2 separate regions of the Homo sapiens genome follow, and region 1 is linked to region 2. A link is an interaction called in ENCODE POLR2A ChIA-PET data of the cell type or tissue named here. Cell type or tissue: Panc1. All regions are shown on one strand. Each heading gives the region's core, and the rest is flanking DNA. Links, peaks and the distances in the headings are about the cores only.

Evidence for each region. Peaks named below come from ENCODE experiments on the same cell type or tissue, not always from the same donor. Only the 100,000 strongest peaks of a DNase experiment are listed, where the experiment ranks them.
Region 1: POLR2A ChIA-PET joins it to region 2 with 7 read pairs; 4 of 35 experiments call an interaction of 5 or more read pairs at or near these places.

Annotation. Positions count from the first base shown.
Region 1 is chr5:160,364,923-160,380,538 of GRCh38, forward strand. C1QTNF2 (C1q and TNF related 2) reads right to left here and starts at 5,704. Exons shown (of 3, transcript NM_031908.6): 1 at 5,590-5,704. In Panc1, for the core only: no CTCF peak of the experiment used is centred there; no DNase peak of the experiment used is centred there; H3K4me3 peaks cover 860 bases; H3K27me3 peaks cover 2,385 bases.
Region 2 is chr5:160,176,923-160,192,538 of GRCh38, forward strand. It overlaps a transcript of FABP6 not described here. Among named protein-coding and RNA genes, the nearest start is that of FABP6-AS1, 25 kb to the right of the region's middle. RefSeq lists a silencer at 11,556-11,655. In Panc1, for the core only: no CTCF peak of the experiment used is centred there; no DNase peak of the experiment used is centred there; H3K4me3 peaks cover 986 bases; H3K27ac peaks cover 1,129 bases.

The sequences.
Region 1 (15,616 bases), core at 2,419-10,418, 190 kb after region 2:
AGCCTGGCACATGGATACCCAATAAATAGTATGGTTTATTATTACTGCCTTTGAGGCCAGACACTGGGGAATTAGAGGTGAAAAGATGTAGTTGCTGCTCCTGTAGGGCCCACTCTGATCCCTAGAACTACCTGGGCAGGTTATAACTGTCTGCTTACCTGAGCATCCAGCTGGCACACCTGTGTAACCGGGAAAGAAAAGCCTCACTCTCCTTTTCCTTTGTAATAGGCACCTAACAGCATCTAGACATAACAGCATTCAAGACCAGGCAGGCGGCAGGGGAAGGAAATTTTGGGATTAGGCAACAATCCCTGGGAATGACATAAAAGGGACTACACTTGAAGATCTAAGAACTGAGGGAGAGAAACAGAATCTGAACTTTGAAGGGGACAGGGAGAAAAGGCTAAGTTTTCCTTGACTTTTCTGGGTGAACCCAAGAACTTCCATGGAGTCATTTCTGGTCAGGCCTTGATGGGCGTTCGGAGTAACCCTAAACTTCTGATACAGGGCCGGGCACAATGTCTCACATCTATAATCCTAGCACTTTGGGAGGCTGAGGTGGGGGGATCACCTGAAGACAGGAGTTCGAGACCAGTCTGGCCAACAAAGTGAGACCCTCTGGGCAACAAAGTGAGACCTCCCCCCACCTCACCCCGCCATCTCTACAAAGAAAAAAAAATCAGATACAGGTCTACCCCTAGAGAAGCACGAGCTGGTCTGGTGGTTAAGTTGTTTTCCAGCTGTTTGACCTTGGGCCAAGTTATTTAATCTCTCTAGGCCTCAGTTTCTTTGTCTGTAAAATGAGAAAAATAATACTGTATGGTCTTATTTGAATTTGAATATTCATTGTTTCACTTGATGTGTGAAATCTGAAATAACCCCAATTTTCCCAAGTTAAAAGTTGTCAAAAATCTTGTAAGGCAGTGTGAATTGTAAATTGTAAACTGTATTTATGCTATAGCCACATAACAGCACTGTCCTAACAGGTAATCAGAAATATCTACCATTCTTCAGCAGGTGAGCTTTTTTAAAAAATTTTTTAATTTCCATAGATTATTGGGGAACAGGTGGTGTTTGGTTACATGAGTGAGTTCTTTAGTGGTGATTTGTGAGATTTTGGTGCACCCATCACCCGAGCGGTACACACTGTGCCCTATTTGTAGTCTTTCATCCATTGCTCCCTTTCACCCTTTCCCCTTGAGTCCCCAAAGTCCATTGTGTCATTCTTATGCCTTTGCATCCTCATAGCTTAGCTCTCACTTATGAGTGAGAACATACAATGTTTGGTTTTCCATTCGGCCCGTGAGCTTTTAATGATACCAGTTTTGAATTATTTGAGGTCTTTAGGAATGCCTCCCTTGAGTAATTTGACTGCTCACACCTCCCTTACAGAGTAATTGTGAATATTTAATGAGATAATGCAGCAACCAGCCCACAGTAAGCACTCAGTAACAGTAGTGATTTTTGATACAATAATCATTCCTGAGAACAAAGAGAAAGATGATGTCATGGGAGAAGGTTGCCACACTCATGAGAATAAACAAGCAGACCTGGGTAAACCTGGATAGACCTGGGTCTGCTGTTTCCCCATCTGTAAAGTGGCCGTAACAGTGACCCCGTGAGGAGCTGAACATTTGCAAACTTTGGCATCAATGGCAATGAAAGCAGTTATAATGGCTGATGCAATTGTATAGCTGGGCATAAATGCAAAGAGGTACAGGATTTCTACAGGTGTGCCCTACTTTACACAAGATTGTAAAATTCAAATTTAGTCATTCAGTGATTAGCTTTTAACTTTTTGTTAATATTACAATGTGCAGGCTGAGTGCGGCGGCTCACACCTATAATCCCAGCACTTTTGGAGGCCAAAGCAGGTGGAGTGCCTGAGCCTAGGAGTTCGAGACCAGCCTGGACAATATGGCAAAACCTCATCTCTACAAAAACTACAAAAATTAGCCGGGCGTGGTGGTGCATGCCTGTAGTCCCAATTACTTGGGGGGCTGAGTGGGGAGAATTGCTTGAGTCCAGGAGGCAGAGGCTGCAGTGAACAGAGATTGTGCCGCTGCACTTCAATCTGGGCAACAGAGCAAGACATTGTCAAAAAAAAAAAAAAAAAAGAAAAAGAATAAACAACGTGCAGAGACTGGCTGAGGAGGATTAAAAAGCTATGGAACATGCCCCTGCCACTGAGGAAATTATAGCCTAGACAAGCAGGGATCAGTTGGCTTATCAGTGGCCTCACACAGATCACAGACTACTCTGTACTTTTTGTTTTGGGTTTTTAATTTGAAATTGTTGCCAATGTAAAACTTGGGAGATTTTCTGTTAACATCGACGTTTGCAGCTTTTCTTGGGCAGCAGAAGGATCTGGGCAGCACTGAGCCTGCATTTGGGCAGGTCAACAGGTAGCTGCCCCTTGAGACAAGGTATTACAGGCTGACTTGTGTCTCCCCAGAATTCACACATTGAAGTCCTAACTCTTAGATTATCAGAATGGGACTGTATTTAGAGATAGGACCTTAAAAACGGTAACCAAGGTAATATGAGTCATATGGGTAGGCCCTAATCCAGTATGAGTGGTGTCGTTACATTAAGAGGAGATCAGGACACAGACACATACAGAGTGACAACCATGTGAAGACACAGCAGATGATGGCCACCTGCAAGCCACAGAGAGAGGACTCAGAAGAAACCAACACTGCAGATACCTTGATGATGGGCTTCCAGCCTCTAGGGATCGTGAGAAATAAATGTCTATTGTTGCAGCTCCCCAGTCTGTGGTGTTGTCACGGTGCCCCACGCTGACTAGGACAGAGAGCCTGTGTTCTACAGTGTCCACAGTCCTCACCACTCCCAAATGTCATGCATCCCATTCCTATATACATTGTGCACAGTCTCTGTCAGTATCTGGGTTTGCAACCCCTAATCTAGAGGAAAAGAGTAATGATTCTCCATGTATGTTGTGTGTTCTTATTTCAAAGTTTTGATGTTCATATCTCCTTTAAATCTCCCCACACTTCTAAGAGGCTGATACTGTCATCTCCACTTGGCAGAAGAGAAAACAGAGCTCAGAAAAGGGAAAAATTACTTTTCCTAGGTCAATGTTTGGGTGGAACTCAGGCCTGCTGGCTCAGGGCCCAGAGCTCATGTTCCTCCACCATGGCCCCTCAGCTAACAGGGGAGTTACTAACAGGGCAGTGATGTGTATGCGCATGTGTATGTGTGTTATAGGAGTAAGCCACTTAACAGAAGTGAACAAATCCAGGGGAAGGTTATTTGCTTGAAAAAATATTTGGCACATAATTCCTTTCAAAAGAAAAGCTAGAATGGGCTGGGCGCGGTGGCTCATGCCTGTAATCCCAGCGCTTTGGGAGGCCGAGGCGGGCGGATCACAAGATCAGGAGTTTGAGACCAGCCCGGCCAATATGGTGAAACCCCGTCTCTACTAAAAATACAAAAATTAGCTGGGTGAGGTGGTGTGCGCCTGTAGTCCCAGCTACTGGGGAGGCTGAGGCAGAAGAATTGCTTGAACCCAGGAGGCGGAGATTGCAGTGAGCCGAGATTGTGCCACTGTACTCCAGCCTGGGCAACAGAGCGAGACTCCTTCTCAAAAAAAAAGAAAAAAGAAAAAAAAGAGAAGCTAAAATGGAATATAACTAACAGAAGTTTGATTTATGCAAGAGTTCATCTCACAGAGGTAAATTAAGGTTGGCAGGCCTTTGACCAGGAAGAAGGAGTGGGTGAAGCTGTGGGTGTGGAGAGAGACTCTGTTACCCCACAGTGAACATTTAGGAGTAGGAAGCATCAGTGATTGAGACAGCAGGAGAGACTGTCTGATCAGCAGGGTCAGCATAAGAGAAGGAATAGCGAGACAGGGGGGAGGAATAGGGAGATTTGCAGAGGAAAAAAGTGACACCTTGGAGAACTTGCTGAACATTCAATGGAGACAGAGTGGCTTCAAACGTGACTCCAGCCTTGTGAAAAATAATCTCAGTTCATCCATACAATGACACACTATGCCCATTAGAAGAACAAAGTAAGCCTGTATATGCAGATATGAAAACATGGCGAAGACACACTGTTAAGTGAAAAAAGCAAGTTGTACCATGGAATGTAAAGTATGCTTCTCTTTGAGTTTAAAAAAAAAAAAAACAGCACAAATACAGAGTATATATATGTACAGAAGGGTTGGGGAAATACTTTCCGAAAAGACACAATCTTGTTAAGGGGTTACCTTTCAGAATTGGGAGGGGGTGTGTGGGCTTTTACTTTTCTCTTTCTACCTTTTTGAACTGTTCGAATTTCTTGTGATGAGCGTCGTTACTTTTATAACATTTAAAACAAAAGGTAAACCTAAGGTTTAAGGATTGGAAGACTGGTAAGTGTGGTATCCCTGCTAGGAGATGGGGAGAAGTCAGACATTTGGGAGGAAACAAATTCTGCAGTGAATCTGATGTGTTACAATGAAGGGCTGTAGTGATGCTTGGAAATGTGTGGAGAGTTTGAGGATCGGGCAGTTGAAAGCAGGAGTAATTGATATAATTACTCCAGATGACAGAATAAATTAGAGAATGGTGCAGAGGGAGGGCAAAAATAAGGATGTGAGAGGACAGATTTTTAACAGTGCTAACTGAGCACCAGCCTTGGATTGACCTATGTAAGACATTGTCTTTCTATTACTGCTACTTCAGCATGGTGGAAACACAGGGTCTCTGAGAGATGGCCAGTCTAAGGAAGGGACCTCTGCAGGCTTCCAAGCAGGGCAATTTTGTGGTCAAGGAGCAGAGGAGGATCACAATGAGGTAATGCAAGGGACTCATGGTGTCAGAGGAGAGACCTGGGCTGGGAGACTATTAGGGCCCACTGCAATTATTTAGCTGAAAAGCGAGGTCCTAGAATGGGGCAGCAGCAGTGGGGATGGAGAAATAAGGACAAAGCATATTAAGACAAGTAGTTTAGGTGGGGAAGGAGAGTGAAGAGAGTCATGAGGCATTGAGTACAAATCTCTGCCTGCCGTTCAATACCTTTTGAGCTCAGTTTGCCAGTCTGTATCATATATTTAAATAAATGTGAAGGTTAAGTGAAATAATGCATTCAGTAAATGTTAACTGTGATTGTTAGCTCGGGTATTGGACTCAGATTTACCAGACTTCAAGTCCCTTTTTTATCAATTACTAGCTGTGCAACCCTGTCCAAGTCATTAATGTCTCTGAGCCCAGTTCCTCTTTTGTAGACGGGGATAATCTGTTGTCATGAAAATGAAAGAGCACAAGTAAAGTGCTAGCAGGACTTGGCACAAAGTAGGCGCTCAATAAATGGCAGAGCTACGGGTGTTACTATTGTAACGGGTAAACCACTGGGCACAGAGCCTGGCACACAGTAAGGACTCAAAACATGTTAATTTGTATTATAATACGAAGGTAGAAGTCGAGAGGCAGGAATGCAGGAGCTGCCCAGCCCGCAATAAAGGCGCGCTGGCAGCTCTCCCACCTTCCGCATCCCGCCCCGCCCGCAGCAGTGCGAGTCCTCCTCCTCCTCCTCCCCGCGCGCACTTGCCGCCCCCGCCCGACCGCGGTGCGGGACACTCACCCTCGCGGCTGCCCGCCACGTCCAGGGGCGTCCGGAGCAAAGAAGCTCTCGGCGGGGCTCCGCGTCCCGGCTTTCCTCAGCGGCAGCAGCCGGGCAGAGCGTCGGCCCCAGGCATAGTTTTCCCATCCCGTCATGGGCGGGAGAGCCTTCCTCCCGGTCACGTGGGCTGGCCCGCAGCGCAGCATTCTCTTTTTAGCAGCTGTTTGGAAAAAACTTGCAGTGCTGATGACAACTCGGGTGTGTCGATGCATCTCTGCGTTTGTAGAGCTTGTTAGCGTATTTGGAGGTTTTGTGCGCCAGAGTGATCAGAGTGATTGTTTCCCACGCGTTTGCAAAGGTGTGCATGTACTTGAGTGTGATGATAAATCATAGGGATGTGTTTAGTTGTGTGTGTGCGTACGTGCGTTTATCCAAATTTTCATCAGGGCTGTTCGGTGTATGTACACATGCATGCACATGTCCAAGATGGCAGCTTGGTGTAAAACTGGAGGGCACATCAGTGGTTGGATGTACACGATAGTGGCTAGACATCTGTATGTGGGGTGCATGTTTAAATGTGTGTGTGACTGTGCAGGGGCTCATTCTGTGTGTTGGTTTGACATCTGTATGTGGGGTGTATGTTTAAATGTGTGTATGACTGTGCAGTGGCTCATTCTATGTGTTGATTTCTATGCATGCCTTGGTGTGGATTTTGTCCGGATGTGAGTGTGCACATACACACTAGTGTGGGTGAGTTCCCCTGTGTACCAGCTCTCATTTCTCTTCTCCCCAGAAGGTGAGGATTCACTGGTCTCACTCACTCTGGCCCAGCCTCAAGTCATTGAGAGACTTATGGAGGGTCTCAGCTCCCAGGATAGGCAAAGCAATCCTATTTGGGAATCAAGCAGGCACTGGAGGAAAGGAAATCCTCCAAGGCCTGGCTTTTGCTTCTCCCTGTTCCTTCCACTGCTCTCTTCCACTAGCTACCCATATTTCACTCTGCACAGCCAGAGCATCTGGTTAACAGCTGGTAAGTGACACAAAATTTACAGTCAGAATTTTAATACAGATATGCATTTGAATTCTAATGTTGTATCCACCACCTTAATCAAGTCAGATAATCTCACAGATGGTGTTTTATTTTCTAAAAAAAATGGGAGAATAATATTACCTGCACTGCCTTTACCCCAAAGTTGGGACACTAACTCATAAAGATGTTTGGTAAGCCATTGAACTATGTAGGGAATTATTACTAATATCACATAAATACTATTTGAGAAAGAAAGTTTGTAGGCTTAACAAACATTCATTCAACAAATATTTAATAAGCATCCATTGTGTGTCAGTCCCCAAGCAAGGTGCTGGGGACATAGAGGGAAACAAATAGGCTTGATGCCTACCCTCATGAAACTTAGAGTCCTCCAGCTGGGGATGACACAAGTGGTTACAAGTGAAATGAGTGTTATAGAAAAGAAAAGCTTAAAGTATAAACTGGGCAGTCAGGGGAAGGCCTGGGAAACTGATGTTTCAGGTGAACCCTGAGAGATGACTGAGACTTGTCTGAATGTAGGGGAAGTGTGAGCTCAAAAAATGAAGGAATGATAACATGTGGAGTGGAGTTTAGGGTGTTGATACACAGATGGCTGGAAAGGAAACTTCCATCCACCGCCTCTTGGGTCAGATGTGTCAGCAATTGGAAAGGTGAGGAAACTGCTTAGAATGCCTGGAGGCCATTCAGAATCTAAAGGGCTCAGGAAAGCCCCTCTCCTAGAGTAGAGTGGTAATATCTGTGTGTTATCCATGTGGCTCCATCATGACAGAGGTTGAAATCACTGGCATGCTCTCATTGGTTAAAAAAAAAAGGTTAATGAAAAGTTAAGAAAGGCAGTGCTGCTATACCTGGTAGTGTGAAACATTTAATAAACACTACTGATTGAATGAATGGGGGCACATGTTTTTCCAACTTTTGAAGGATACCTGGAACCTAGGTTTCCTGAAGCCTAGCAGAGTTCCTGGGTCCCTGTCCTATGGTTCCTTGCAGTGGTGATGGCTTCATGTAGCATGCAATCCAAAATACTTGTCCGGTGGCAGTTCCACGAGCTGCAGGAACTGTGTCAAGCTAGAATGGGGCTTAGAACTTCCTCTCCCTAGCCTCTCTCTGTCTTTACTCTCTGCTTGAATTCAGTCTACGAACATTTGTTTGTTTGTTTGTTTAAGATGGAGTCTTGCTCTGTTGCCTAGGCTGGAGTGCAGTGGCACAATCTCAGCTCACTGCAATCTCCACCTCCCGGGTTCAAACGATTCTCCCGTCTCAGCCTGCCAAGTAGCTGGGACCACAGGCGCGCAACACCACACTAGGCTAATTTTTGTACTTTTAGTAGAGATGGGGCTTCACTATTTTGCTCAGGCTGGTTTTGAAATCCTGGCCTCATGTCATCCAACTGCCTCGGCCTCCCAAAGTGCTGGGATTACAGGCGTGAGCCATTGCACCCGGCCACAGTCTATAAACATTTATTACCTATTATGAGTATGGGGACAAAGAGATGAACTTCTGAATGAGAACACAAATTACACCAGGAGGCAAAATACAATTAAGTGCCATAGGAAAGGTGCAAAGTGTGAACATGAAAGAGGAGGATTTTCCCCTTCGATTTCATTCAATTCATTTCACATCCATTCACATCTAGAGAACATGCTAGTATCCACCTAGAGAAGACGAATGATATTATGACATTGATGGCCACAGAGCGGGGCAGCCATGAGGCAGATGTGGCAGATTGGCTTGTTCCACAATTGTCCAAACTTTTCTTGGTGTGCTTTCCTATACAACAGAGACTAGAAAGCTAAAAATCCATTTCCTAGACTCCTTGCTGTTGGGGCTCCCATTATAATTTAGGTTTAGCCAGTCCTGTGCACCTGGGAAAGACCTGAATTCAAAATTGTGTTCAGAAAAACAAAAAACAAAAACAGTTATGTGAAGAGGAGGTAGCAGCCTGGGAGGAATCCACTTTGCTGGTGGTGACCTGGAAGATGCAGTGTGACTCTAGAGTTCTGCCAGTTCCTGATCCCCAGATTACACCTAAGATGTTGTGTTCTTGTAGTCAGACTAGGCCAGTCGCCGGCCTCCTGATTGTGGCAGAAGGCCACATCCCTTGGGGTGGTGGGGTTAGTACGACGGCAGGTTTTGGGACTCATTCCTGCAAGCCCAAGCCAGAACTTGTTCTGCAATGGTTCTGAGTCTATTTGATTCTTTTTATTAAATTCATGTCTGCTTAAAATCCTAACTGACATGTCATGTTATGAACTATAGGTGCTGTGAAAGTCAGGGAAAGGAGATGAGTGTGGATCAGAACAAGCAGAGAAGAAATCTAGAGGACTGCCTTCTTTCCTCTTTCTATCCACCTCCTATGCTCAACCCCATTTCAATCCTCCCATCAACCTTCAGATTAATCATTGATTAAATATCAGCAACTACAATGCACCAGGCACTCTGCTTGATGTTGAGCTCACAGTGATGAATGAATAAGGAAGGTCTCTCCTTATGAGACAGATGTGAAACCAGCAACCAAATAAACATATAATTCAAAATTGTGGTGAAAATAAGAGGGAAACATGGGAAAGAATAACGGTATGAAGTCTGTGAGATAACCTACTTTGATTGAAAAGTCTAGATGATCTCTTCAGTAGGTGATATTTAAGCTGAGTCCCAAAGGATAAAAAAGGGCTAGTCATACAAAGGTAGCCAAGGTGAGGAGTGGTGCCAGGCAGAAGGAGCAGGGTATGTACAAGCTACCTTAGTCCTTCTAAATATCTTTCTAATGCTTCCCTGTGTAACAGAGGATAAAGCCTAAACTCAGCCTTTTTTTGTTGAGGGGACTGTCCTATGCATTGTAGGATTAGCAGGATCTCTGGCCTCTACCCACTAGATACTACCTACTAGTAGCAGCCCTCCTCGACCCCAGCTGGGACAACAAAAATGTCTTCAGACTTTGCCAAATCTTTCCAGAGGGGCAAAATTGCCCTCTGTTGCAAACCACTGTCTTATAGGTAAGCTCTGCTTTGCTCAGGGTGGTTTTCTCACTGACTCCCAAATGCACCATCAATGTTTACATTTCTGCACCTACATATGCCATTCCCTCTAATTACTATATCTTCTTCTACCTCTCCACAAAGCCTTACCATTATTTCTACCAGAAATTCATGGCTTTTTCCATTGGTGAACTCTGTTTGGATGACTCTCATGTGTTTTGGGTGGTAGGGGAAGAGAGGTCTATCTTAGTGCTCTGTCTGCTCTCTGGCTACAGTGCCAGGGGCATGTGAATTACATACCCTTTCCCTTTCTGCCCAGTTAGGAGTTGAATTGGTGGGCATGAGATCCAAGTGAGCCAATCAGTCTTTCCACGTGATCTCCATAAGAGTGCATTGCTTTTCTTTTGAATTGTTGACTGCAAAGAGGTAGCCCCTGGGCTGCCACTAGCCATGTTTTTCCTGCCACTTGGAGACAGCCTGCTTATGGCAGGAGACAATGACATGAATACACAAATAGAAGTAGATTCAAGAAGAACTGAAAGGTGGAGCAAGTGCCATGACTACATTATTAAAGCCCTTTTTTCAGATACTTGTGCTAAAACAGGTTCATTCTCATATTCTTTTTCTTTCTTTAAGCTAGTTTGAATTGTTTCTGTCAGTTACCATGGAAAGTCCTAATCAATATCCTTCAATGCCTAGTCCAAATCTTTCCTCTTTTATGAAGTCCTCTCAGCATAGAACAGTATGAAGAAAATCCCTTCTTTGCATTCTTAACTTGTGGTTTGGTGGATCCCAGCAGCCAATTCCATGCATCTCTTCCCAACTCTGAGTTTAGTGATGTCATGTTGGTAATGTGAAAGTAATCACACCATGAAATCAGCAAATTCTACAAATCAGAGCACTGTTTCCTCTACCCCAGCCCCCAGCCTGTTCACCAGCACATCACTGTCTAAATCCCTTCACAACTATATCACCCATTTGGATAGTAATCATGTAGTGATTTGTGACACTTCTTGCATTTTGAAAATGGTCAGATTGGGAGGACAAGTACCACTTATGCTGCATCTGAATCTTCAGAATATCAAAGGAGGAAAGGTCCTGAGAAATAATTTGGTCCAAGGTCTTCATTTTATACCCGAAGACAAAGAGGTCCAGAGACCTTCAATGATTTAATGGTTGTGGAGCCAAGAAGAAAGTCTTCTGACTTACACTCATTATTTAAATGTAGGCTTTTTTTTGTTGCCATTTTCAGCCTTTTATTTTCTCCAATTTTGGTATAAAATAATATTTTAAAACTATTGTTGAATCATTCCAAACAGCTGATGGCCAAGACCCAAGTTCTCAGATGCTTACTTTTAATAAGGGTCTGTGAGTTTCTCCAGAATGAGATAATTCCAGATGGTGCTCACCAATGTGGCAGTACCGGGGAGATAGCTGTTCATAGAGAGGACTTGCTGCCATTCCACAGACTTCTAAGCCCTCCAGCCTGGAGAACTGTATTCATTGTTCTAATGCCATATGAGGGAAAAGATCAAAACAGCCCAGGTTTAAAAGACCATGATGTCGAAGTGAATGTTGGCTGCTCTGTGTATTATGTCACTTAGAATGAAACCAGATCAACCCAAATGAAAGCTTGCTGATTTATTAAAAAAACTAAAAATACACAATTTATTTTTTGATATAGCCATTCTGTTTCCAGGAACTTATTCTGGGAATGTGCATATGGATATTCACTGCAACCTTGTTTAATAAAGGATTGGAAACAATCTAAATGCCCAATAACAGGGAGCTGATTAAATAAATCACTATACATATCTACACAGAGGCAGAATTCTATGTCTTATATGGAATGATCTCTGAGATATACTGTTTAGTGAGAAAAATAAGGAGCAGAACAATGTATATAGTTTGCTACTATACACATTAATAAAAGAAAGGCAAGGAAAACACACAAACACACATGGGTATAAAAACAATTATTTCTGGAAGGATACAGAAATTGTAACCCATGAAGTTGTCTCTGGAGAGGGGAACTGGAAAACAGTTGTGAGAGGGAGGCTTATTCACTGCTTGTCTTTTGGAATGATTTGATTTTTAAAACCATGGGAATATGTTACTTATTCAACATCCCTCCCTCCAAGAAAATAAAAAATAAAGTCTATGCTGTGTTGTAGTTTTTGGAAATTCTTCTTTTGCTCTTATGGATGAGCTGGATCTGGGGATGTGCCAGAGTTTGGATAGTTAATAATAGTAATCCCTCTACAATGATATGCTTTCTTAAAAAAATTTTTTAAATAGCTTTTTGTTCCATCTTTCAAATTTGGGACAAGTATTTCCCTCATTATACACCTGAAGGAACTGAGGCACAGAGGCAGGTCATCTTCCCAAGGTTACACATTGAATGAGGGTCAGAGTTGGGATAACCAAAATATTGCACCCAGCCATAAGTTCCTTCTACTAGACTATATTTAGCTGGGCAGAGGGCGTCAACAAGCGAGTAGTTTTCATGGGAAGGAAAAGAAGAACCAGAGTTCTCAGAGGCTCTTCTTGCTTTAGGTTTTTTTTGTTTTTTGTTTTGTTTTGTTTTGAGATGGAGTTTCGCTCTTGTTGCCCAGGCTGGAGTGCAATGGCGTGATCTCGGCTCACCACAATTTCTGCCTCCCGGGTTCAAGCAATTCTCCTGCCTCAGCCTCCGAGTAGCTGAGATTACAGGCATGTGCCATCATGCCCGGCTAATTTTTGTATTTTTAGTAGAGACGGGGTTTCACCATGTTGGTCAGGCTGGTCTCGAACTTCTGACTTCAGGTGATCCACCTGCCTTGGCCTCCCAAAGTGTTGAGATCACAGGCATGAGCCATCACGCCTGGCCCCATTTCAGATTTTAAGAAAGTTAAAGCTCTGACCGGACGCGGTGGCTCACGCCTGTAATCCCAGCACTTTGGGAGGCCGAGGCAGGTGGATCATCTGAGGTCAGGAGTTCGAGACCAGCCTGACCAACATGGAGAAACCCTATCTCTACTAAAAAAATACAAAAAAATTAGCTGGGCGTGGTGGTGCATGCCTGTAATCCCAGCTGCTCGGGAGGCTGAGGCAGGAGAATCGCTTGAACCTGGGAGGCAGATGTTGTGGTGAGCTGAGATCGCGCCATTGCACTCCAGTAGCCGGGGCAACAAGAGTGAAACTCCATCTCCAAAAAAAAAAAAAAAAAAAAAAAAAGTTAAAGCTCTGAGACAGAGTCCTAGTGTAGAAGAAATCAGACTAAAATAGCTATCGTTTACATTCAACAAGAATTGACCCAGAAAAGCTCCAATCAGTTTCCAGATGTAACTCAAAGGGCCTCAGCTGGAAAGACTTCATTTTGGAATCTGATGCAAAAAGCTCTTGATGAGGTTTCTCCACTCAGTGTGTGGATCAGAAATGAACTAACATTTGATTTGAGAAAATGCCCTGCTAAGTTCTAGAGGCTTCTGCTTTGTAGAATCAGGTTCTGAGGAAAGTAGCCTACGAATGAGTCCAGAAACAGGCTTTGCCACATTTTGCCCGCGTGATTTTAGGAGGGAATATGAGAAATAAAGGATCCATCTTTGCCTTTTGGCTGGGAAGAAAAGTAGGAGTCCCACATTAAGGAAATGAGACATGATTAAACTGCATAAATGAGATATTGCTAGTGGCTGGAAAGGGGTATTTTAACTGTTAGCTGTTCTGAAGTAGAAGGTGACTAATTTCTCTAAATCTTGTATTTCAAAAGACTTCTACAGATGTCCTTTAAATAACACTCAGAAGACTATGCCTCATCCACTTAATTTACATCCAGTAAATTTATTTTATTGACAGTAAATTAAAAATCTTGAAGTATTCAAGAATGTGTAATGTGCTACTACTTGTGAAGAAAAAAAGGTTACACACACACACACACAGACACACACACACACAATGTACCCAGGCACCCATGCACATACTCGTTTATTAATAACTATCTCTTTAAAAATCCATAATCTGGTAACAGTAGCTGCTTCTGGGGAGAATTCTGGAGCTGGGAGATAAGGACGGGAGTCACAGCTTTCTCTGTACTGTTGCAATTTACCATATGCATGTATTACATATTAAAAATAAGACATTCTAAAAAAAGCTCAAAGGGAAAAACATAGATTTGGTGGCTACTCTGTAACCAATTAAGTAAATTTAGCATTACCAAGGATGTAACAATTTGGCATTTTATACCTACTAAACTGAATCAAATGATACTAACCTGAATTGAATAAAGCCTTTCAACCTAACCTCTGATTAGCAGAAAACCTAGAATAATTCGTTAAATGGCATACAAGAAGATACTCCAATCAAGTAAGTGGGATATTCTTCAAAATTTTAATGTCATGAAAAAATAAAAAGGTGGTTCAGAAATAAAAGATAATAAAATCAGAAATAAAAGATATTGGGGAGGACTTTCAATATGGTCTGAGTATTAGGTAATATTAAAGAATTATTACTTTTTATCAGGTGTGAAGAATGGTTTTGTACTTAGAAAGGATAATGTCAGCTGGTCATGGTGGCTCACACCTGTAATCCCAGCACTTTGGGAGGCCGAGGTGGGTGGATTGCCTGAGGTCAGAAGTTCGAGACCAGCCTGGCCAACATGGTGAAACCCCATCTCTACTAAAAATACAAAAATTAGCCGGGGATGGTGGTGTGTGCCTGTAATCCCAGCTACTGGGGAGGCTGAGGCATGAGAATCACTTGAACCCAGGAGGTGGAGGTTGCAGTGAGCTGAGATCGCGCCATTGCACTCCAGCTTGAGCAAAAAGAGTGAAACTGTTTAAAAAAAAAAAAAAGGATGTCCTTATTTTTAGGAGATGCATGCTGAAGTATGTAGGGGTAAAGGCACACGATGAACTCACTTTAAAATGGTTCGGAAAACACACATGAACACACATGCAAGTGTACGCATGCACAGACAGACACACACAGTATTGGTTATTAAGCTATAGTCTCAGTTCCAAACTCAGCTACGTGATGCCAGGGCTGGTACTTTGCAAATCCCATTTCTTCTTTACCAGCCGGCCTTCTGTCAGCCTGCAAATAGGGAATACTAGAAGAAGATTGGAAGTCAAGAACAGTGGCAAGGAACTTGGTCCTTTCTGTTTTGTTCCTGTTACTGTCATTGTCACTAAGCAACAGTTCCTTACCCTGGCAATGACAGTTATTTCCCGTAGAAGCAGCTGGTTCAAGTTTGCATTTTTTTCCACAATCTCAGTCTCATTATATTTCTTCAGACAACCAGTATCAGATGGCAGATGCCCTCTCAGTCCCAGCTCCGTGGGGCCCTCCATCAAAGTTTCTGCATTTTAATAGTCCCAAATTACTCTCCATGTTCTCCCAGCTGTAGGGCTGGTAGCTGCTTTGTGCATTTACTATAGTATTCTTTTTGCCCCTCCAGTTCTCCAATACCTGGTTAACACTTCTTTATGTTAAATTCTCCCTGTGAAAGTAACTGGTATAGCTTATGTATCCTGACTGAACCCTGATTGATTCAGAAATTGGGATCAGGAGTCCCAGGAAACAGACTCTCAAAGATGGAATTTTTGAGGTGTTTGGGTTTGTCTTTAGACTTGAATGAAATGTTGAGCTCTTTGTCATGAAATGGGATGCTGGTAATCCATGGGATGGAATGACACTGATATTCAAATTATTTATTGTAATAAAGAACCCCCTGAGGCAGGTGCCTTGGGGGCCCACGTGGCTGCTTGGAATGAAGATGACTATAAACATTGTGAGGTGGGATGCCCGCTTCTGAGTGCATGGAGTGCTTACAGGAAGAAAATGTCACACTCAGCTCTTTCAAATCTCAGCTCAAGTCTTTGTCAGAGAACTAGAGAGCATCTGTGGCAGTCCTAAAAGTATCTAAATGAGATTTAGATACATTTCATAGCCCACATTTCCCAGCAAAAGTTAGGGTGAGAATTTGGAAAGTGTCCCCAAGAATTGGAATGAGGACACCTTCATGGACTTGGATGAAGCTGAA
Region 2 (15,616 bases), core at 4,809-12,808:
CAGGCTGGCATAAAGGTTTTATTTTAAGCACAGTGGGAAGTGACTGTGCTTTTGTTTTTGTTTGCTTTTTGGTCTGTATAGCTGGAAAAAAAAGGAATTAATTGCCAACACTTTAAGCACAGGAGCAGTCTGACGGGGGAAATAGGAGAGAGAGCAGCTACCATGGTGGCTTGGGCTCCGGTGGTGGCCATAGCAAATTTAGGAGGGTTTGGGAGGCACAGGGACAGGTCTTTTCCTGGTTACCTGGGAGGAGGGTGATCACAATCAAGGTGTCCATTCTATTATCTCATTTGAGCCTCCTAATGAATGCTGGTGTAGGTCATGTACTGAGCTAGGGAAGCCTGGAGAGACTGTTTCGCAGCCTTTGTGGATAATGGTGATTTTGCTTTATGCAGTGAGTTAAGAATAGAGGGTACAATGCTTACAGGAGGTGATCTCTGTCCTCGAGAATCTAAGGTTTAGTTGGGGAGTCAGAGAAATGAGCAGGCAATGACAATCCAGTGTGACAGCTGCTGTGACAGGGAGGGAAAGGGAGCTTGGTGTCCAGGGGATGCACCTACCCAAACATGGGAGTGCTGGCTTCCTGCTCTTGCCTCTTCTCTGGCCTCCTCTGATCCAGCCACACTGGTCTGTCCATTCTTCTTCTTTTTTATTTTTTGAGACAGAGTCTTGCTCTGTCGCCCAGGTTGGAGTGCAATGGCACGATCTCGGCTCACTGCAACCTCCACCTCCTAGGTTCAAGAGATTCTCCCGTCTCATCCTCCCTAGTAGCGGGGATTACAGGCACGTGCCATCATACCCAGCTAATTTTTTGTATTTTAGTAGAGACGGGGTTTTACCATGTTGCCCAGGCTGGTCTCAAACTCCTGAGCTCAGGCAATCCACCTGCTGCGGCCTCCCCAAGTGCTAGGATTACAGGCATGGGTCACTGATCCTAGCCCCAGTCTTTCCATTTTTCTAAAGAGGCATATCCTTCCTGTCTCCCAGCTGTGCATATGCTGCTGCCTCCTCCCAGAGTGCTCCTACCCCACCTATCTCAGCCCTTGTTTCTGTCCCTCCCATGTTCACCCTAACTTAAATTCCGCACCCCCCTTTTTTTTTGAGGTAGAGTCTTGTTCTGTTGCCCAGGCTGGAGTGAAGTGGCGCGATCTCGGCCCACTGCAACCTCTGCCTCCCAGGTTCAAGCAATTCTCCTGCCTCAGCCTCCTGAGTAGCTGGGACTACAGGCATGCGCCACCAAGCCTGGCTAACTTTTGTGTTTTTAGCAGAGACGGGGTTTCACTATGTTGGCCAGGCTGGCTTCAAACTACTGGCCTCAAGTGATCTGCCCACCTCAGCCTTCCAAAGTGCTGGGATTATAGACTTGAGCCACCATGCCTGACCTCCTTTTTCTTTTTCTCTCTTTTTTTTATTTTTTTTGAGATAGAGTTTCACTCTTGTTGCCCAGGCTGGAGTGCAATAGCGCGATCTTGGCTCACCGCAACCTCCACCTCCCGGGTTCAAGCTATTCTCCTGCCTCAGCCTCCTGAGTAGCTAAGATTACAGGCGCATGCCACCATGCCTGGCTAATTTTGTATTTTTAGTAGAGACGGGGTTTCTCCATGTTGGCCAGGCTGGTCTCGAACTCCTGACCTCAGGTGATCTGCCCACTTTGGCCTCCCAAAGTGCTGGGATTACAGGCATGAGCCACTGCGCTCCAGCGACCTCCTTTTCTTAAATGAAATTGTTTAATTGACTGTCCCCTCCCATAAAAATCTGTAAACTGCTCAGTGATGTGCACCTGTAGTCCCAGCCACTCAGGGGTCTGAGGCAGGAAGTTCACATGAGCCCAGGAGTTCAAGTCTAGCCTGAGCAACATAGCAAGACCCTCTTATTTATTTATTTATTCATTTATTTATTTATTTATTTATGAGACTGAGTTTCACTCTTGTTGACCAGGCTGGAGTGCAGTGGTACGATCTCGACTCACTGCAACATTTACCTCCAGGGTTCAAGCGATTCTCCTGACTCAGCCTCCTGAGTAGCTAGGATTACAGGTGCACGCCACCATGCCCGGCTAATTTTTGTATTTGTAGTAGAGATAGGGTTTCACCATGTTGGCCAGGCTGGTCTCAGACTCCTGACCTCATGATCTGCCCATCTCGGCCTCCCGAAGTGCTGGGATTGCAGGTGCGAGCCACTGTGTCCAGTCTGGTTTTTGTTTTTTTATTATTATTTTTTAACCTTTTTTTGAGACCGAGTCTCCCTCTATTGCCCAGGCTAGAGTGTGATGGCACGATCTAGGCTCACTGCAACCTGCACCTCCCAGGTTCAAGTGATTCTTCTGCTTCAGCCTCCTAAGTAGCTGGGATTACAGGCACATGCTACCACGCCCGGCTAATTTTGGTATTTTTAGTAGAGGCGGGGTTTCACCATGTTGGCCAGGCTGGTCTCGAACTCCTGACCTCAGGTGATCTGCTGCCTCAGCCTCCCAAAGTGCTGGGATTACAGGCATGAGCCCCCATGCCCAGCAGGAGAGGGGGATGGGCGTGGTGGCTCACACCCATAATCCCAGCACTTTGGGAGGCCGAGGCAGGCAGATCACGAGGTCAGGAGTTCGAGACCAGTCTGACGAACATGGTGAAACCCCGTCTCTACTAAAAATACAAAAATTAGAGTCTGGGTGTGGTGGCTCATGACTGTAATCCCAGTACTTTGGGAGGTCGAGACGAGCTGATCACGAGGTGAGGAGTTCGAGACCAGCCTGGCCAACATGGTAAAACCCTATCTCTACTAAAAATACAAATATTAGACGGGTGTGGTGGTGTGCACCTGTAATCTCAGCTACTTGGGAGGATGAGGCAGGAGAATCTCTTAAAACTGGGAGACAGAGGTTGCAGTGAGCCGAGATCTCGCCACTGCACTCTGGCCTTGGTAAAAGAGTGAAACTCTGTCTCAAAAAAAAAAAAAAAAAAAATTAACTGGGCATGGTGATGGGCGCCTGTAATCCCAGCTACTCAGGAGGCTGAGGCAAGAGAATCGCTTGAATCCGGGAGGCAGAGGTTGCAGTGAGCCAAGACCCACCACTGCACTCCAGTGGCTCACGCCTGTAATCCCAGCACTTTGGGAGGCCAAGGCAGGCAGATCACGAGGTCAGAAGATCGAGACCATCCTGGCTAACATGGTGAAACCCTGTCTCTACTAAAAATACAAAAAATTAGCTGAGCATGGTGGCAGGCACCTGTAGTCCCAGCTACTCGGGAGGCTGAGGCAGGAGAATGGTGTGAACCTAGGAGATGGAGCTTGCAGTGAGCCGAGATCACACCACTGCACTCCAGCCTGGGCGATAGTGAGACTCTGCCTCAAAAAAAAAAAAAAAAAAAAAAGATGGGGATGCGGGGGTGACAGCCATGATGGCTCATGCCTGTAATCCCAGCACTTTCGAAGGCTGAGGCAGGTGAAATGCTTGAGTCCAGGATTTTGAGACCAGCCTGGGCAACAAAACAAGAGCCTATCTCTACAAAATATAAAAAATTAACTGGGCGTGGTGGCACACATGCCTGTAGTCCTAGCTACTCAGGAGGCTGAGCAGGAGGATTGCTTGAGCCTAGGAGGCTGAGGCTGCAGTGAGATATGACTATGCCACTACACTCTCGCCTGGGCAGCAGAATGAAACCTTGTCTCAAAAAATAAAAATAGGCCAGGCACAGTGGCTCATGCGTGTAGTCTCAGGAGGTTGGGAGGCCAACATGGGCCGATGATTTGAGGTCAGGAATTCAAGACTTCCTGGCCAATGTGGTGAAACCCCATCTCTACTAAAAATACAAAAATTAGTCAGGCATGGTGGCGTATGCCTGTAGTCCCAGCTACTCTGGAGGCTAAGGCAGGATAATCAATTGAGCCCAGGAGGCGAGGGTTGCAGTGAGCCAAGATCGTGCCCTTGCACTCCAGCCTGGGTGACAGAGCAAGACTCCATTTTTAAAAAATAAAAAATAAAATAAAAATAAGAAATAAAACAAAAATCTGCAAGCTCCTATAAAACAGGGACAGAGTATATCTTGTTCACTCCTAGATCCCAATCCCACAGACTGGCACAAGGTAAGTGTTCTCTCCATGTGAATTGAATGAATGAATGCATGCATGAATGAATGAATGAAGGTGAGACTTGAAAAATAAATTGAGAGCTAAGATAATGCCAGGCATAGGGAATGGCTTGTACAAGGGCCAGGAGTCAAGAGAAAATGGTATAGTCAGAGAACCGAAAGGACTGAAAGATCTGAAACCATTTTTATCTTCTCTGGGCCCTTAGCCATGCACACAGGGGATCTTCAGGAAGTGCGGAAGCCTTCCTTCTCTTTCCACCTCTGTTTTGTGAATAGAAAAACAGTAGCAGGGCCGGGCATAGTGGCTCACCCCTGTAATCCCAGCACTTTGCAAGGCTGAGGTGAATGGATCGCTTGAGCTCAGGAGCTCAAGATCAGCCTGGGCGATATGGTGAAACCACATCTCTACAAAAACTATAAAAATCAACCAAGTGTGGTGGTGTGCACCTGTAGTCCCAGCTGCTTTGGAAGCTTAGGTGGGAGGATCTCTTGAGCCTGGAAGGTTGAGGCTGCAGTGAGTTGTGTTCAAGCCACTGCATTCCAGCCTGGGTGACAAAGTGAGACCCTGTCTCAAAAAGAAAAGAAAAGAAAAGAAAAATAGTAGCAGGATGAGATGGTGCCTGAGAGTTCCTAGGACAGGAACTGTGCCTCATTCACCCCTGATCCTCAGTGCCTGGTATAGGCTGGCACATAGTAGGTATTCAGTAGGTTTTGGAATTGAATGACGCTGAAAAGACATTCAGCTCTCAGGTGCAAAAGCAATGCTATATGATAATTCCAGAATGTCAGCTCCAGCAAGTTCTTCATAGACCAACCTGCCTCATGTTACAAATGGGGAAACCGAGCCCCAGAGTGAGAAGTGGATTTGTGCAAACTCACACAGCAAGTCAGTGGCAGAGTTGGTATGGGAGCCCAGATATATCCCGACTGCTGGTTCAGATCGTCTCCCACTCTGTCCCACCATCTATCAATCCACCTCCTGACCCTTCCTGTCCTCTGACTTTCAAGATGTCAGAAACCAGCAGATTGGAGCCAACAGGAAATCCCCAAGTGCCTTTTAGTAGGGTGAAGGCATTAGGTTACAGGGCGGGCAGATGGGGCGTCCCATTAGTGAACTGACACTGGGTTCCTGTAGGTTCCATTAGTGTCTCCGATATTGACCCATTAGCACCCACTGAAAGCCGGAAGCACAGGGACCAGGGACCTCAGAGGGGATGAGTCACCGAGTAAATCAGCTTTGATGAGGCTGAGGGAGCAGAGTTGGAGAGACAGAGGAGTCTTTCCTCTTTCCTTGGAAAGTGGGCTCAAAAGCAGTAAGAGAGTGCCCAGCAGTATCAGGGATGATAAGGACCAGGCACGACTCAGAATCATGGCATTTCGGACCTCCAGAGAACCCGATGAACTGACCCATTCTACAGATGTAAAAACCGAGCATCTGAGAGAAGAAATTTGTCTCTGAGTTACTCATGGAGAACCAAGGTTTCCTGCCTGTCACACTATATTATGGGACTCAAGTGTGCCCTAGGAATTACAGCCAAAACTACAGTCACTGTGCTAACTGCTTTACAAACATTATTTCATTTTTTAATTATTATTATTATTATTATTTTTGAGACAGGGTTTTGCTCTGTCACCCAAGCTGGAGTGCAATGGTGTGATCTTGGCTCACTGAAACCTCCGCCTCCCGGGTTCAAGCGATTCTCCTGCCTCAGCCTCCCGAGTAGCTGGGATTACAGGCGCCCGCAATCACGCCCGGCTGATTTTTGTATTTTTAGTAGAGACGGGTTTTCGCCATGTTGGGCAGGCTGGTCTCAAACTGCTGACCTCAGGTGATCCACCCGCCTCAGCCTCCCAAAGTGCTGGGATTACAGGTGTGAACCACCATGCCCGGCCTATTTCATTTTATTCTCATAGCAATCCTGGGAGATAGGTACCATCAGCCCGATTTACAAAGCAAAACTGTCATTCTTCTATGCAGCAGAAACTGTCTGCTGAGCCCTCCAAGGGCATGCTTTTTATTGCAAACACTTCAAGGTGATATTATCATCCTGTTTCACAGGTGGAAAACCCAAGGCACAGTGAGGCCAAGTGACCTGCCCCATGTCACACACATAAATAATGTCAGAAACTCCTGACTGTTTCAATGCAAAGCTAAAGCTCTCAGCCTATCCACTACATGAATGTGATGAACACCACCCCCACATTCCACACTATGACAGCTGTGTAATGTGCCACCTCCGTGCTTGGCATCCAGACTGATTCATCCACTTATTCATCCGTTCATTCACTCATTCAACACACATAATATTGAGCTCCTGCCATGTGCCAGGCCCCTGATTACAAGACCAATGTAGCTTACCTTCCACTTGGGGGACAGGACAGACAGACAAGCAATTCCAGCATGGTACAGGTGAACATTGAATGTTATGGCATGATCTAGACATATGGGGCAGAGAAGGCCAAGTTGAGTCTTGCAGGACAAATAAGTGTTGTCCAGGCAAAGAGAGGAGCCAGGACCAGCACATACAGAGGCCAGAGGCATACAAGAGCACCCAAGCAGCACCACAGGGAAGGGGGGATGAGAGGTGGAACTGCAGATTCCAGAAGTGGCTGGAGTTTGGGGTTTAGCCAGGAGACAAATGGGAGCCACTGCGTGGTATGAGGCATGGTAGCATGGATTTGTACATAGAAAGCTTGGGGTCTGGAGGAAGGATGCAGTGGGGTAAGAGGTAGATGCCTAGAGGCTGGTTTGGTGGAGTTTCCAGAGATAAGGAAGGTCTTTAATGATTGATTAGATCTAGGAGTGAGAGGTATGGGGAGGTCTGGTTTCTTTTCTTTTCTTCTTTTCTTTTCTTTTTTTTTTTTTTTTTTGAGACGGAGTCTTGCTCTGTAGCCCAGGCTGGAGTGCAATGGCGTGATCTCAGCTCACTGCAATCTCCGCCTCCTAGGTTCAAGTGATTCTCCTGCCTCAGCCTCCCGAGTAGCTGGGATTATAGACACCCACCACCATGCCCAGCTAATTTTTGTATTTTTAGTAGAGATGGGGGTTTCACCATGTTGGCCAGGTTGGTCTCAAACTCCTGACCTCAGGTGATCAGCCTGCCTCCGCCTCCCAAAGTGCTGGGATTACAGGCATCAGCCACCATGCCCAGCTTGCTTGCTTGCTTGCTTGCTTCCTTCCTTTCTTCCTTCCTTTCCTCCCTCCCTCCTTCCCTCCCTCCATCCTTCCCTCCCTCCCTCCTTCTTTTCTTTTCTTTTTTTCTTTTTTCTTTTTTTCTTCCTTTGTTTCTTCTTTTTGAGACAGGGGCCAGGGGTGTTTCATTCTGTCACCCAGGCTGGAGTGTAATGGCACAATCAGCTCACCACAACCTCAAATTCCTGGGCTCAAGCAATCCTCCTGACTCAGCCTCCCAAGTAGCTGGGACCATAGCCGCGTGCCACCATTCTTGGCTAATTTTTTTGTAGCGATGGGGTCTTGCTATCTTGTTCAGGCTGGTCTTGAACTCCTGACTTAAAGAGATCCTCCAACTTTGGCCTCCCAAAGTGCCGGGATTACTGGAGTGAGCCATGGTGTCTGGCTGTGGGAGGCCTGGTTTCTAACAGGCATGATAGGCACATGGTGGGCGAGGGCTGGGAATGAGACCCCTGCAAGAGAAGTCTGGGGAAGAGAGGTAAGTTCTATTTTAGACTCAGTGAGGGTGAGAGGCCTAAGGGTGTCCCAGGGCCTGGATTTCAGGCCATTCTCTACAGAGCTTGAAAGGTTTCTAAAAAAAAAAAAAAAAAAAAAAAGTGCACACAAGCTTCGTGATCACTCACAGACATCCCTGAGGAGAGGTCTAGTTAGTGGCTGGACACAGGAATCTGGGGTTCAGAGAAGTCAGAACTGAAGAAATAAACATGGGGTGATTGGCTTATATGTACTTTTTTTTTGAGAAGGAGTTCCGCTCTTGTTGCCCAGGCTGGAGTGCAATGGCACAATCTCGGCTCACTGCAACATCTGCCTCCTGGGTTCAAGCGATTCTCCTGCCTCAGCCTCCCGAGTAGCTGAGATTACAGGCATGAGCCACCATGCCCAGTTAATTTTGTTTTTTTTGTTTGTTTGTTTTTGTTTTTGTTTTTTTTTGAGACGGAATCTCGCTCTGTCACCCAGGCTGGAGTGCAGTGGTGCGATCTCGGCTCACTGCAAGCTCCGCCTCCCGGGTTCATGCCATTCTCCTGCCTCAGCCTCCTGAGTACCTGGGACTACACGTGCCTGCCACCACGCCAGGCTAGTTGTTCTGTATTTTTAGTAGAGACAGGGTTTCACCGTGTTAGCCAGGATGGTCTTGATCTCCTGACCTCTTGATCTGCCCGCCTCGGCCTCCCAAATGCTGGGATTACAGGCGTGAACCACCATGCCCGGGCATAATTTTATATTTTTAGTAGCGACAGGGTTTCTCCATGTTGGTCAGGCTGGTCTCGAACTCAAGACCTCAGGTGATCTGCCCACCTTGGCCTCCCAAATTGCTGGGATTACAGGCGTGAGCCACCATGCCCAGCCTATATGTGCTCTTAAATGTCTCAGCATGGGAAGGAATCACTCAGGAGAAGAGCGTTGACAAGGAAGAGAAGCAGTTCCAGGACCTCACCTGGGGGGAGCACATTATATTTTCTTGCCAAGTAGAGGAGGAACCTGTGAAGGAGAGTGAGAAGCAGCAGCCAGTGAGGCAGGAGGAAAACCAGGACATTTCTGTGAAAGAACAAAAGCTTTGCAAGAAAGCCTTTTAAGTAAGAGGAAGTAATATAAAACCAATACTAGTGGATGAATCTGGGTAAGGGAACTGTCTGGGGACAGACAGGGCTGGAAGGGAGGGGAACAAAGGACATTGGATTTGGGGCCCAGATGAAGTTGAAGATATGCTGGAGGGAGGAGTAAATGAATGGCAGGAGGAGGAAGTGCTGGTCAAAGAGAACCCCTGACCTTGGAATTTCAGAGGAAGTGTGATGCTAGGATGGGAGGCAGGGACGTGATGGTGGGAGGATGGCTGAGGTGCGTGGAGGGCACCATTGATTACAGGGACTAAGAAACAGAGGCCACATGTCAGTGGGTCCTTCAGCTGGAGGCTGAAGTGGTGGTGACAGGAATAAAGATGAAGACAGCTGTGAGCCACTCTGACCAGTGCAGAAAGTGAAGTAGAGCTTCCTCTTCAAAGGGACTTTCCTTCCCGTCTAATTAGGAATAAACAGTAACTTCTCTTAGAAGCAAAATTTATTCAAAGACCTGTGCTAACATTCTTAGAAATCTGCTAGCCATAATAAAGAAATCAATGTACTTTGTGTTCTTAGCACCCACATTTTAGCCTAGATATTTGCCCTGGCGTGCTTATACTGATCCAAGCAAGCAGTAGGTCATAGCCTGTTCCTCTTCCTTATTCGGAGGTGTTTTTACCTTTCTCAGCATTCCACAGGTTGCTTCCTCCTTCCTTTGTTCTCCTCTGCCTTTGCCTCTTTCGGAAAGTTCTAAATGACTAGCCAATCGGGACAAGTATAGAATGTGAGGTACCCTTCCAGCCAACGGAAACTGGACACAGCAGTAGGGTGGATGCATCAGGTTATAAATGACCCTGTCTCCTTTGTTCGTGTGTGCTCTTGCGAGAATTACTGATAGTGATGGCACCCTTTCTGCAGAAAGTAAACTAGCCTTGCTGAGAGATCCTTTGTTTTTTATGACACCAAGCACCTGTTCCCAACACCAGTGAGGGCCACCTCCAAGAAGCTGGCAAAAGAGAGGAACAAGAAGAGTTGTGGGCAGGAAAGATTGATGTAATGAACCCACAGGTGGTAATGTGTTTGGAAGAAGGGAGGAGAAAGGGATTGCAAGAGCCAGGTGTGGTGGCTCACACCTGTAAGCTCAACACTCTGGGAGGCCGAGGAGGGCGGATCACTTGAGCTCAGGAGTTTGAGACCAGTCTGGGCAACATGGTGAGATCCCGTCTGTACCAAAAATACAAAAACTTAGCTGGGCCTGGTGGTGCCCATCGGTGGTCCCAGCTACTTGGGAGGTTGAGGTGGAAGTTAAGCTGGAGAGTGGGGCATTAGGGGGGTGGGGGTTGCAGTGAGCCGAGATTGGGCCACTGCACTCTAACCTGGGTGACATAGTGAAAAAAAAAAAAAGATTGCAAGAGAGTGAACTGACCTCCCAGGCCCTGATCTACAGGGTGTGTGAGAAAATTAAAAACAGGTGGCACCGGCCTGTAGTCCCAGCTACTCAGGAGAAAGAGGCGGGAGGATCGCTTGAGCCCAGGAGGCTGGGTAGAGCCTGCAGAGAGCTATGATTACACTACTGCACTCCAGGCTGGGTGACCCTGTTTCCAACAACAACAGCGACAACAAAACAGATTACTTTGAAGGGACTAGAAGGAGGACACAGGGTCCTGGAGGAAGGCAGCTGGCAAGTTACAGAGCAGAAAGGTGAAGGGACTGTCCAGGGAAGAGGGGAGGCTCCAGAAGTTATCCTTGAGGAACCAACAGCACGGGGTGGGGGTTGGGGGGGAGCTCATGGAAGGGTGGGGAAACTGGGGAAAGGGAAAACTCGAGTCAGATCAGGAGTAGAGCCCTGACTTGGGGGAACAAGGGTGCAGGTGATGGAAGCTGGGAGCTGTGGGAAGCTTGAGCCTGTAGTGCTGAAGGGTCTACCCATTCCATCAACAGTTCCTCTCCAGCAACTGTTCTGAGCTGCACCCTTAAAAATATTTGCTATTATTTATTTATTTATTTATTTATTTTTTGAGACAGTTTCGCTCTTGCTGCCCAGGCTGGAGTGCAATGGCGCTATCTCGGCTAACCACAACCTCCGCCTCCCGAGTTCAAGCGATTCTTCTGCCTCAGCCTCCCAAGTAGCTGGGATTACAGGCATGCACCACCATGCCAGGTTAATTTTGTATTTTTAGTAGAGGCAGGGTTTCTCCATGTTGGTCAGGCTGGTCTAGAACTCCCGACTTCAGGTGATCCACCCGCCTCGGCCTCCCAAAGTGTTGAGATTACAGACGTGAGCCACTGAGACCCCGGCCTGCTAATATTTTTTATTTCTCCAGGCTACAAGAGAGGGAATCTCCTGAATTCCTCTGGGGCAGCCCTCCCAATTCACCCGGGAGAAAAGCAGGCAGGGGCCGGGCTAGGATTCCAGAGGGGCGGGAAGCCCTGGTGGAATGGGGTAGCTGGAGCCAAGCACCCCAGGAATGCCCTCCCGGCCTCTCCTCCCGATTCCTTATCAGCTACAAGCTCGAGTTTCCTCAGCCACACGCGATCAAATGCTGCTTCAGAGCTCTAGGAAGCTGGGTGTGTCTTCTGTGCTTTGTAAAAAAGAAACGAAAAAAACATTAGCAAATCCCCAGCCCAGGTAGCCGGCTGGCTGAGGGCGGACTCTTGGAACTGGGCGGTGGGAGGTGGGGGACGGGGGAGGGATTGGGGGGCCCTTGCTCCAAAGCCAAAGAGCGGGAAACAGGAACTGCAGGGAGGCCACTCCGCAGGCGCCTCCCCTTTCCCGCTGGGGAGAGGCCGCCGCCGCGCGGCGCTCGGCCTGCACCGACCCTCCGGGGACCCCGCTAAACGGAGGAGACCCCAGGCCCGGAGGTGTCGCCCCTGGGCTGCGACCCCCGACTTTGGCCGGCTTCTCCCTGCGGAGAAGGAGGCAGCGCCGGGACCGGGCTGTTAGCCACGTGCTGGGTGGCCTTGGGCAGATTGCCTCCTGTCTCTGGGCCTCAGATTTTCTCATCTAAAAAGAGGGGGCTGGACTCATTTCTGCAAGGCCCCTCCCGGTTGGAGCGGTTCCCTGCAATTCCCTTCCTTCTCTGAACTTGAAACTCTTCCCTCCCCCATCCCCTTGGGGTGGCCCCTGGATTATCTGGGTGGTGCTTATCCAGTCTGCCGCCTTGAGAGAAAATGTTGCCCTGCAGCTGTGATTTACAGCAGGGCTCTGCACCCTTTTTCTTTTTTTGTTTTTCTTTATTTTCCCTCCTTCTTTCCTTTTTACATCTAGAGTACACACTTTATGCACCCTTTTCCTATAAAGGGTCAGAGAGTAAATACTTCGGGTTTTGCAGGCCACACTCTCTGTCACAGCTATTCAACTCCGTCATTGTAGCCAAGGCAGCCATGGATAAGACATAAACGAGTGGGCATGATGTGTTTCCATGAAGCTTTGTTTATTGCAGCTGACATTTGGATTCTCACAGGTCAAGAAATCGTATTTTACTTATTATTTATTTTTTTTCTGAGACAAGAGTTTCACTCTTGTTGCCCAGGCTGGAGTGCAATGGCAGGATATCGGTTCACTGCAACCTCCACTTCCCAGGTTCAAGTGATTCTCCTGCCTCAGCCTCCCTAGTAGCTGGGATTACAGGCGCCCACCACCACACCCGGCTAATTTTGTGTATTTTTAGTAGAGATGGGGTTTCACCATGTTGGCCAGGCTGGTCTCAAACTCCTGACCTCAGGTGATCCACCCACCTCAGTCTCCCAAAGTGTTGGAATTACAGGCATGAGCCACCGCGTCAGGCCAAGAAATTGTATTCTTCTTTTTATTTTTTTCAGCCTTTTAAACCTTGGCTGGGTGCAGTGGCTCATGTCTGTAATTCCAGCACTTTGGGAGGCTAAGGCAGGAGGATCTATTGAGCCCAGGAATTGGAGACCAGCCTGGGACAACGTAGAGAGACCCTATCTCTACAAAAAATTAAAACATTAAAAAAATTTTAAGATATACTACTGACATACCTCAGAGCATAGTTGTGGGAATGAAGTGAGAATACAGATGAAGCTATCGCATAAAGGATATTATTCTTTGGGAAGTTGTTGGTATGTATGCTCAGCAGAAGATGTGGACTTAGAGATTTGGATGGTGTCTTGCTGGCCATCCACTCCCAAAATTTCGTGAGCAAAGGCACTGTGTGTGCCCACTGTGCAATAGCTCATTTAATTATCTCAGGCATAGGAGATAAAAATGACATATTCCTACTTTACAGGAGCTCAGAGCCAAGGTTTGAACTGGCTGTATTAGATCTGCCTTCAGAGCCCCTACTCATCTTCCTCCTTTCTCTCTGAACAAACTTGCCTCTGAACAAACTTGGAGTTGCTTATCTATCCAGCAACAAGACCTTAAACAGAACGCTATTTTTCTGGACATCTATAACCTCTTTGGTCAAGGGACAAGAATTAACACCTTCTATGTGCAACTGTCATCGTGTCGTAGCTTTTTTATTTTTATTTTTGAGACGGAGTTTTGCTCTTGTTGCCCAGGCTGGAATGCAATGGTGAGATCTCGGCTCACCGCAACCTCCACCTCCCGGGTTCAAGTGATTCTCCTCCCTTAGCCTCCCGAGTAGCTGGGATTACAGGCATGCACCACCACGTCCAGCTAAGTTTGTATTTTTAGTGGAGACGAGGTTTCTCCATGTTGGTCAGGCTGGTCTCGAACTCCCGACCTCAGGCGATCTGCCCACCTTGGCCTCCCAAAGTGCTGGGATTACAGGTGTGAGCCACCACGCCCAGCCTGTGTCTCAGTTTTACAGAAGAGAAAACTGAGGCTTGAGATTAAAGTAAGGATTGAAATCTAGGCCTGCCTGACCCCAAAACTGAGCTCTTTCTACTGGGAATAGCTTCAGAGTAACCAGTTGCATGGGCCCTAAGTCTAGGAGCCCTTGAGAACTCCTCCCTTCCCTTAACCTATGTCCATTATACTGGCAAGTTGTTTTGATTCATCCATGAAAATATATCCTGAATCTATTTTGGGGCTAGAGGGAAACCATAGAATGCTTTGGAAGTTATTGTGATCTTTTAAAAATGCAAATCAGGCCGGGCACGGTGGCTCATGCCCATAATCCCAGCACTTTCGGAGGCCGAGGCGGGCGGATCATGAAGTCAGGAGATCAAGACCATCCTGGCTAACACAGTGAAACCCCATCTCTACTAAACATGAAAAAAAAAAAATTAGCCAGCGTGGTGTACTCAGGAGGCAGAAGAATCGCTTGAACCCAGGAGGCAGAGGTTGCAGTGAGCTGAGATCATGCCACCGCACTCCAGCCTAGGCAACAAGAGCAAGACTCCATCTGGAAAAAAAAAAAAAAAAGCAAATCAGATCATGCCACATCCCTGCCTAGAGGCTTGGAAGATTTCCTTGTTTACTTGGAATAAAACCCCAAACCTGGCCAGGAGCAGTGGCTCATGCCTGTAATCCTAGCACTTTGAGAGGCCAAGGTGGGTGGATCACCTGAGGTCAGGAGTTCGAGACCAGCCTGGCCAACATGGTGACACCCCGTCTTTACTAAAAATACAAAAAATTAGCCAGGCATGGTGGCGGGCGCCTACAGTCCCAGCTACTCAGGAGGCTGAGGCAGGAGAATCGCTTGAAACCGGGAGGCAGAGGCTGCAGTGAGCCAAGATCATGCCATTGCACTCCAGCCTGGGCAACAAGAGTGAAACTCCATCTCAAACAAACAAACCCCAAACCTTACCTTACTAGGGCTCTGTGCCACCTAGACCCTGCCCATCTCTCTACTGTGTTCCCCTCTCATGCCCTCATTCCTTTTGCTTCAGCGTCAATGGCTTTCTTTCTGTTTCTCTTTTTATTTATTAAAAAAATTTTTTTAATTGAGATGGGGTCTCACTATATTGCCAAGGCTGGTGTTGAGATCCTGGGCTCGGCCGGGCGCGGTGGCTCACGCCTGTAATCCCAGCACTTTGGGAGGCCGAGGCGGGCAGATCACAAGGTCAGGAGATCCAGACCACCCTGGCTAACATGGTGAAACCCCATCTCTACTAAAAATACAAAAAAAAAAAAAAAAAATTAGCCAGGCATGGTGGCAGGCGCCTTGTAGTCCCAGCTACTGGGGAGGCTGAGACAGGAGAATGGCATGAATCCAGGAGGCGGAGCTTGCAGTGAGCCAAGATCACGCCACTGCACTCCAGCCTGGGTGACAGAGCGAGACTCCATCTCAAAAAAAGAAAAAAAAGAAAAAAAAAGAAATCCTGGGCTCAAGCAGTTCTCCCGCCTTGACCTCTTAAAGTGCTTTCTATTTCTCTAACTTGCCAGGGAGCCATATCCCCTTTCCCTCACCTGACCCCTTGAATTTTCCTGCCAGTATTCACAAGGGTAAAGGCCCCAATGTCACCTACCCAGCCAGCCTTCCCTGGCAATCCCCACTGGTCCTCTTTTTCTAAATTAAACATTTTAGAGATGGGGTCTTGCTATGTTGCCGAGGCTAATCTTGAACTCCTGGGCTCAAGCAATCCTCCTCCTTCAGCCTCCCAAGTGGCTGATACTACAGGCTCATACCACTGTGCCCGGCCTCGCCAGTCTTATCCCTCACCCTGTGTTCTCCTGTTTCCAGCAGTCATCCCTATCTGACATTTTTCTGCACACACTGCATCTTCCCCAGGGCAAGGTTAGCTCCATTCCTGCAGAAACCTTGCGTGTTTACTCTCCACTAAGTCCCCAGGCTTCGCCCACATCTGGCACATAGTAAGTGCTCAACATATGTCTGATGAGCTAATGGCCCATT